2 separate regions of the Homo sapiens genome follow, and region 1 is linked to region 2. Evidence: chromatin loops called from intact Hi-C (ENCODE). Cell type or tissue: breast epithelium. All regions are shown on one strand. Links, peaks and the distances in the headings refer to the core of each region. The heading gives the core; the rest is flanking DNA. Region 1 has its middle 30 kb from the start of LINC01007. Region 2 has its middle 38 kb from the start of MYL10.

The links. Peaks named below come from ENCODE experiments on the same cell type or tissue, not always from the same donor. Only the 100,000 strongest peaks of a DNase experiment are listed, where the experiment ranks them.
Region 1: a loop joins it to region 2, with 15 times the contacts of the local background. A loop is called at or near these places in 5 of 110 quality-filtered maps.

Annotation. Positions count from the first base shown.
Region 1 is chr7:101,596,637-101,601,018 of GRCh38, forward strand. No RefSeq gene overlaps it. Among named protein-coding and RNA genes, the nearest start is that of LINC01007, 30 kb to the left of the region's middle. RefSeq lists enhancers at 1,616-2,544, 2,545-3,472. In breast epithelium, for the core only: no CTCF peak of the experiment used is centred there; DNase peaks (open chromatin) are centred at 1,905 and 2,219.
Region 2 is chr7:101,665,178-101,669,559 of GRCh38, forward strand. No RefSeq gene overlaps it. Among named protein-coding and RNA genes, the nearest start is that of MYL10, 38 kb to the left of the region's middle. In breast epithelium, for the core only: no CTCF peak of the experiment used is centred there; no DNase peak of the experiment used is centred there; H3K27me3 peaks cover 62 bases.

The DNA.
Region 1 (4,382 bases), core at 252-4,251, 69 kb before region 2:
TAACATGGCTGGAAAAAATCAAAAGAAGAATATTATTTTGTGAGCTATGTGAGAAATTTATACAAAATTCGAATTTTAGTATCCACAAATAAAGTTTGATTGGAATACAGGCATGCTCATTCATTTATAGCTTGTCCACAGCTGCTTTGTCATGAGAGCAGTAGAGTTCCATGGTGGTATCAGAGGCCATATGGACCACAGCACCTAAAATATTTACTGTCTGGCCCTTTCCAGGAAAAGTTCACCAACTCCCTTCTCTAGACCATTAAATATGTATCATCATTTTGAACTTAAAATCCTGCATATAAGAACTTGTATGTGTCTGAAACTTATTGACTGAGTCCTGTAAGGAAAAAGCAAAAAAGCAACAGTGGGCATTTTTGCTTATTTATTTTTAATGTTTATAGAGACACGATCTCAGTCTATCACCTGGCTGGAGTGCAATTGTGCAATCATAACTCACTGCAGCCTCCATGTCCCAAGCTCAAGTGATTCTACCACCTCAGCCTCCTGAGTAGCTGGGACTACAGGTGCATGCCACCATGCCCAGCTACATTTTTTATGTTTTATTTTGTAGACACAGGGTCTTGCTATGTTGTCCAGGCTGGTCTCAAACTCCTGGGCTCAAGCAATCCTCCCACCTTGGCCCCCCAGAGTTCTGGGATTACAGGTGTGAGCCACGGTGCCAGGTCTATTTATTTGTTTGTAAGTTTGAAAGCTTTCAGAAGTATAAGAATGGCCCAAGCTGGGTGTGGTGGCTCACACCTGTAATCCTAGCACTTTGGGAGGCGGAGCTGGGTGAATCACTTGAGGTTGGGAGTTCGAGACCAGCCTTACCAACATGGAGAAACCCCGTCTCTACTAAAAATACAAAATTAGCTGGGTGCGGTGGCACTTATGTGTAATCCCAGCTACTCGGGAGGCTGAGGCAGGAGAATCGCTTGAACCTGGAAGGCAGAGGTTGCAGTGAACCAAGATCATGCCATTGCATTCCAGCCTGGGCAACAAGAGCAGAACTCCGTCTCAAAAAAAAAAAAAAAAAAAAGAATAGCCCAACAGTGTGCAAACATAGGAGGAATGCCTAGAAAGCATTCAAAGAGAGATCAAAAGGAAACTCTGATTATGGGGGTGAACAGGGGACTTTGAAGAAAGAAACCAGAAATGGAAGGGGTCCTAGTGGGAAAAGGACATTCCCTAAGGCCAGGACAGTATCCATGCCCCCAGCCCCTTCTATCCTCCCCACCCCCACTGTCCTGCCCTGGCCAGAGCTCCAGGCCACACTGTTCCCACTGTAGGGCCTACACTAGCTGTCTCCATCTTTGTCCCCTGCCCATCTTCCTCCACTAGGGCTCAGCTTGACAACCCTTCCTCATGCAGCCTACCACCTCTAAGCCTGCATTCCCTCCCTTCTCTATGCTCTGAAGTTCTGTATACAGGACTTGCCTCTAAGATCCCACTGGCCAGGTCGTAACGTTGAGACCCAACCACTCATTCTGCTCCCTGGGCTGGGTGCACCTCGTGGGTAGTCATTGGCCTTATTTATCTCTGGGCCCCCCGGGAAGGCATGAGAGCCAAGCTGCTGAATACAGGGGCCCTGCAGCTTGTACTGAGCATTTGAGTACCAGACACTTCTAGGATTTCACGATGGAAGACCCTATGATACGGCATCTCCTTCCCATGCCCCACTATCAGGGACAAGGGGTGCAGAGACAACGGGGCCTCCCAGCTGGAGGGACTGTTCAGGGCCAGCTCTGAGCTGCCTCCCACCCTCGCCTAGCCTCTGGCAGGGCCTCTGGCCAGGCAGGAACGGCCAACAGAGTCACCTCCTGCTGACAAGCCTGGCGCTGACAGCCAGGATCTGGGAGAACAAGAAGTCCATTCAAGGCGCAGGGCCGGGCGGGCCCACTTTCAGGTGTATGATCTCACCTCTCGGAAACTGGCAAGCCGCCGGAGGGCCTCGTCAAGGCTTTGATGACCCTGTGCTGAGGACGCAAATCCTAGGCCTGGCCGACACCCTGCTCCAAGGACCAATGACTGAGGCCAGAGAGGGTCCCAGATGGAGCCTGGGTAGGGGTGAAACTGCACAGGCGGACGGGCAGAGCGTCCACCCTGGAGAAGAGACCCAGGCCCAACCAGGCCCCAGAGCCTGCACGAGCACCTGGAGTGGCAGGGACAGCCCAGCCCCCTCCTGCCCCACTTCCTGGGAAGCAGCAGCTTGTGTGTTCTGGTCGGTCGGCTTTGGCAAAGCTGACTGGTGACGTCAGGCAGGCACCCCCTCTCATCCAGATCCTGGGCCCCCCACACACTGGGCCCAGCTGGGGGATGGAGCTAAAGGAACTTTGCTCCCAGCTCATCTTGTTTCTGGGCTTTGTTGCCCAGTGGCCACTGGCACCCTGGTGGAAGGGACCAGCCAGGGGGAGTAGTAGGCCCCATCTCAGCTGGAATCTCCCAGGGTAACTGGGCCTGCAGCTTGCTGGAGTCCGTACTTTTCTGTGAGCTCACAGGGCAGATCCCAGAAGCCAAAACTGACCCAGAGGGAATGGAACTCAGATGGTCAAGAAACCACTGCCCTCTGCCCTCTTGGCATGTGACCTTAGTTCCACCCATAGAGACCAGATGGCAGTCTCTGGCTTTTCCAAGGACCCGCGGGGCAGGAATGCAAGACAGAGCACACACTGGCCTCTCACTGTGACCAGCAGTGGCCTCTGTCGTCACCTCTGTGGACGGCAACACGGGCCTTCCATCCATTCCCCAAAAGGAAGGCAAAGCCACAGCACCCATGCAGGGGCCGAAGCCTCACGGGAGGTTCCCCATGCCTTCGAAATGACTACTCTGCTCTGGCCGGAGGACCCGGGTCCTGCCACCTGACCTGAGAGCCTCTCTCAGCTCAGGTCCTGCCTCCTGATCACTCGCTGAGCTTGGCCTCCCAACAACTGTGATGACAACAGGCTGTCTACTGCCTCTCGGAGCTCCTCCTGCCCTGGCGGGCCTGGCTCATTGGTGCCCTGGATGGCTCCCCATCTCCCAGCAACCGGGACTTCTCCCTCCTCCAGGCCCCCGGGACTCTGCCTAGCCCATGCCCTGGGATGTTTATGGATGTGTCCACTGCCCAGCTTCTCAAGAACAGAGGCTGGGTGTGAGCCCACACCGATTCCTAGTGCTTAGCATAAGCCTGGTCCAAGGAGGCACCCACTGGTGGTTTGCAAAGTGAAGTCTCTGGTAATTGAAAGGGCAGTGTGACCACATCCTTGGAGTGGAAAGATGACAGGCTTCGAGAGCAGACAGCCGTGGGCAGTTGTGGCCCTTGGACAAGTATCTTAGCTTATCTGAGCCTCAGTTTCCTCATCTGCAGAATGGGAATATTAGCACCTATTCCCCTACAAAATAGCACAGCAACACAAGGCTAAAGAGAGGTGTTTGTTGTTTTTGTTTTTGTTTTGAGATGAAGCCTCACTCTGTTGCCCAGGCTGGAGTGCAGTGGTGCAATCTCAGCTCACTGCAACCTCTGCCTCCCAGGTTCAAGTGATTCTCCTGCCTCAGCCTCACGAGTAGCTAGGACTACAGGTGTCTGCCACCGTGCCTTGCTAATTTTTGTATTTTTAGTAGAGATGGGGTTTCACTGTGTTGGCCAGGCTGGTCTTGAACTCCTGACCTCAAGTGATCCGCCCACCTCAGCTTCCCAAAGTGCTGGGATTACAGCGTGAGCCACCATGCCCGGCCCTAAGGCTGGAGAGAGATTTTAGAGAGACCAACCGCGTGAAGCCCCGTCTACCAGATCCAGCACAGGCGCTCAAAAAAATCAGTCCCTGCTCCAGCTCTGGGCTTCTCTGTCACTGGCCTTCTGTGCCCAGTCCCCCGGAAACTGATCTGAGCTGGGGTGTGAGCCTTCACAGCAGCGTGTAGGGAAAGTGCTGGGCCAGGGTCCTCCGCCCTGACTTTTGGGCTCATCCTGCCACTTCCTGCCTATGTGTGCAAACGAGAGCTGCCTTTTCTCTCTGAATCCCAGCTTTCTCAACTGTAAAATGGGTACTCCAGCCTGCCTGGCCCACCTCACAGTGGAGGTCCAGGTGCTGTGTAGACTGTTGAGGGCCATGTGTCAGGTGGCCCAGGCCACCCAGGGACTGGGCAACCTCACTGGCAGGTGGGCATAGGGACGGCTCTTGTCCAGGAGGGCCTGCCTGGATGGTGAGCCAGTGAGAGTCCTCAGTCCCCAGCCAGGACTGCTCTGGGCCCAGCCTGGCCGGAGATCCCATCCCAAAGGCAATGACCATGCTTCAGCCTCTCGAGTAGCTGGGATTACAGGCACACAATCATACCCAGCTAATTTTTTTAGTAGAGACGGGGTTTCACCATGTTGGCCAGGCTGGTCTTGGACTACAGAC
Region 2 (4,382 bases), core at 223-4,222:
GCTGCTCCCCCGAGCCCCGAGCCCCCATTGTTCAGCTAAAGAAGAAAAAGATCAGAGAGGGAGGTGAATTTCCCAAGGCCACACAGCAGAGCCAGGAGGCCTAGAGTGCAGACCCTCTGCTCTTCTGACCATACCCTCTGCCCGTTGACCTTCAGGCCCTTTCTCACCTTCCTGCTCTCAGCGTTGATACTTTTCTTCCTCCTCTGCTAGCCTCACTCACACTTAGCCCGGCCCCTGTCTCTTCCTCTGCCATTCCCATTCTAGCTGAGGATGTGAATGCTGTAGATGCCCACAGGGGAGGCAGGGGGCCAACAATGAGAAAGGACAGAGGACTGTGACTATTGGTCACAGATTTCAAAGGCTGGAGGACCACAGTGGAGCCAGGAGGGGGACGCGCTGAGGTTAGCCCTGTCTTTTTTTTTTTTTTTTTTTTTTTTTTTTGAGATGGAGTTTTGCTCTTGTTGCCCAGGCTGGAGCGCAGTGGCACGATCTCGGCTCACCACAACCTCCGCCTCCTGGGTTCATGCACTTCTCTTGCCTCAGCCTCCTGAGTAGCTGGGATTACAGGCATGCACCACCACGCCCAGCTAATTTTGCATTTTTAGTAGAGACGGGGTTTCTCCATGTTGGTCAGGCTGGTCTCGAACTCCCAACCTCAGGTGATCCACCCGCCTTGGCTTCCCAAAGTGCTGGGATTACAGGCGTGCGCCACCGCGCCCAGCATGCTCCATCTTAATCACTCTGTGCTGTTGACCCAAAGGCCCCGTAAGGTCTGAAGGATCAACCCCCATCCCCTGCCCACTGGGAAGGTGACCAGGTATTGCTCTCTGTGGAAGACAGCACCTCACTCAAGGCCAGGCCCCTCTTGGGCAACTGTGCAGATGGGGGCAGAGCTTGGCTGGCCTGGCTCCAGCTTTGGAGGGTCTGAGGGTGGACCGAGCTCTTGTCACAACTGCCCTGCTCCTCCCTCTGTGGCCCCTGCTGCCATCCTCCTCCCGGCAGGTGTTGACCCCAAGGCCATATGACCATAAAACCTCCATCCAGAGTCTGCATCCCGGGGGACCTGGCCTTCTAGAGCCATTTTTCTTTTTGGGATTTCTAGGGCCTGCTTCCTCTCTTCTCCCTTCCCACAGGGACCCCAGACCCTGTGCACCATGACCTATTACCCACGCCTGTCCCATGCTCCTGGCTGGTCTGTCCTTTCAGAACTGGAGAACGGAGACGTATCCTCTCCACTCTCAAGAACCTCAGCTCGACCGGGTGCTGCAGATCCTGCCTGTAACCCCAGCACTTTGGGAGGCTGAAGCAGGAGGATTGCTTGAGCCTGGGAGTTGGAGGCCAGCCTGGGCAATGTAGCGAGACCCTGTTTCTACAAAAAGTTTAAAAAGTAGCTGGGCGCATGGTGCATGTCTGTAGTCCCAGCTACTCAGGAGGATGAGCAGGGAGGATCATTGAGCCCAGGAGTACGAGGCTGTAGTAAGCCATGATTGCACCACAGCACTCTAGTCTGGGCAACAGAGTAAGACCCTGTCCCCCCACCAAAAAAAAAAAACCTCAGCTCCCCCTAACAGAAAGTCTCCAGGGGCCGAGGACCCCTTCAGAGCCCTTGATGTTTCTGAGGTCAGCTGTGTCATCCCAAATTTCCAGGAACTGGAAAATCTGTCACCTGTCCCAGTTGCATAGCTGGGAGGTGTTGGAGATGGAGTTCTGAACACATCTGGTTCTCATCTAATCCTCAGCTCACAGCTGCCTCAGTCAGCCTCCAACAAGATTCCTCTGTCACTGGTGGCTCTGCGAGAAAACCAATCCCTGAACTGACCAGCTCTTCTGACTGCTCAGAAGTAGGATCATGTTTTTGTTTTTGTTTTGAGATGGAGTTTCACTCTTGTCATCCAGTCTGAAGTGCATTGGCACGCTCTTGGCCCACTGCAACGTCCACCTTCCACATTCAAGCAATTCTCCTGCCTCAGCCTCCTGAGTAGCTGGGATTACAGGCACGTGCCAGCATGTCCAGCTAATTTTTGTATTTTTAGTAGAGACGGGGTTTCACCATGTTGGCCAGGCTGGTCTCGAACTCCTGACCTCAGGTGATCCGCCTGCCTTGGTCTCCCATAGTGCTGGGATTACAGGCATGAGCCACCGTGCCAGGCCAGAAGTAGGATCGTGTTTACAGAGCACTGCTTGCATTCACTCATTCATTCATTCATTCAATAAACATGATGTCTTGAGCATCCCTTGTGCCAGGCAATGTGTTTGTTGCTGGGGACACCTTAGGGAACAAGATGGACAAAGCCCTGATCCTCTTGGAGCTTCTATTCTAGGGAGAAAGATACACAATCAACAAGATAAGTAAAATAACATACAATAGGTTAGATAGCGCTAAGTGCTAAGGAGGAAAATAACAGGGAATATGGACAGGAAATGCCTGCGGTGGGTTAGAGGGTGAAAGTTGAGTCAGGGTGGCCAGGGAAGGCCTCAATGGGAAGGTGGCTTTTGACAAAAGGGTGCAGGAAGACCAGGTGCAGTAGCTCACGGCTGTAATCCCAAAACTCTGGGAGGCTGAGGCAGAAGTTTGAGACCAGCCTGGGCAATGTAGCAGGACCCTGTCTCTACAAAAAAACTTTTTTAATTAGCTGGGCCTAGTGGCACGTGCCTGTAGTACCAACTACTCAAGAGGCTGAGGTGGGCGGATCACTTGAGCCTGGGAGGTCGAGGCTGCAGTGAGCTATGATGGTGCCACTGCACTCCAGCCTGGGTGACAGAGTGAGACCCTATCACAAATGATTGAGAGAGAGAGAGAGAGTGAAAGGGTGAAAGAGTGAAAGGGTGCAGGGCCCAGCTGGGAACAATAGGTCACACGGAGCCCTTTCTCTGGACTCTTGGTGGGGAAGTTCCTCCAAGGAAGAAGTTCCTCCAAACAGAGGCTAAGCAGAGAGGAACGGCTGCTGCCCCAGCTTCTCAGTCTGGTTGTCCTGACAGGGGCAGCAGGAAGGGTGCACGGACACCCACCTGAGTGAGGAGCTTGCTAGGCAGGGGGCCCCCTTGTCCCAGTGCTTCCACCAGTGCACCCAACCTGAGCCCCACCCAGGTCCTGCTCACCTGCTGAATGGCCTTCCAACACTGAAGACCTCAGTCAGCTGCTTCCTAGCAAGGAAACACCTGCAGCCTCCTTGCAACAAGTACTATATATTGGAAGGGCACCCTGAGATTCCAGGTGAAGGAAATCGGTCACCCAGAGGTGTTGTGTGTTCCCTGCAGGAGATAATGCAGCTTCAAACCAGGTCCCCCAGCCTCCGTGAGGAAAGTGCCCTGCACTGTCATCCTGACCACAGTTCCTGGAAACCCACGAGGAAATTGGCACATTCTGCAGATCTGATCTGCTGGCTTCATCTCTGTGAGGCACCTCATCAGTGACAACACCCAGATCCAGGCTAGAACCCTGTAACATTCCACTAGTGAATCTGTGCTGGCTGCCCCTTCGTGTTTGCTAACAAGCTTTCTGAGGTATCAGGGAGGGACACCAAGCTCTCCCCGCTGTGTGACCTGAGTGTCGTGTCTCTCTTTAGCTCCCATGTGTGGAGGGAAGAAAGGGAAAGGTGCCAGCTGATATCAAAATGGACAGAGTAAAACCATGACAAATACAAGACAAACTACCCAAAGTCCTTTGGAACCATTCTGGCCTTGGGAGGTGTCTGAATCCACAAGAAAGACTCAGTGAGAGTTAAAAAGAAGCATTCTGCTCAAGACTGGAGAGCAGCTGGGATGAGGCTAAGTAGTAATGGACAACAGCTACAAATTCATGAGAATGGGAACTGCCATGGATTGGACAGCAGGGCCCTCGTGTGTGTGTGTGTGTGTGTGTGTGTGTGTGTATGTGTGTGTGTGTTTAAGAGATGGAGTCTCATTCTGTCACCCAGGCTGGAGTGCAATGATGTGATCACAGCTCACTGCAGCCTCAATCTCCTGGGTTTAAGTGATCCTTCCACCTCAGCCTCCTGAGTGCCTGGGACTATAGGCATGCACCACCATGCCCGGCTTATTTTTAAAACTTTTTTGTAGAGATGGGGTCTCAAATTCCTAGCCTCAAGCAATCCTCCTGCCTCAGCTTCCCAAACTGCTGAGATCACAGGTGTAAGCCACCATGCCCAGACCACACACACTTTTTATTCATGAGAAAAGTGAGGCTCAGATAAATTAAGTATCTTCTTCAAGTGGTGTGGTAGGGATTTGAACCTGCATCTCTTCAAATTTCAAGAGGCATCTTTTCTCCTTTGAGACAGCCAAACCCCTCAGGATGTGCGTGTTTTCCATAGGTGGAGGGAGCACCTTGAGTGCCAGCAGGAGGCAGTGTGGAGCAGAGGAAAGGCCAAGGCTTTGGACTC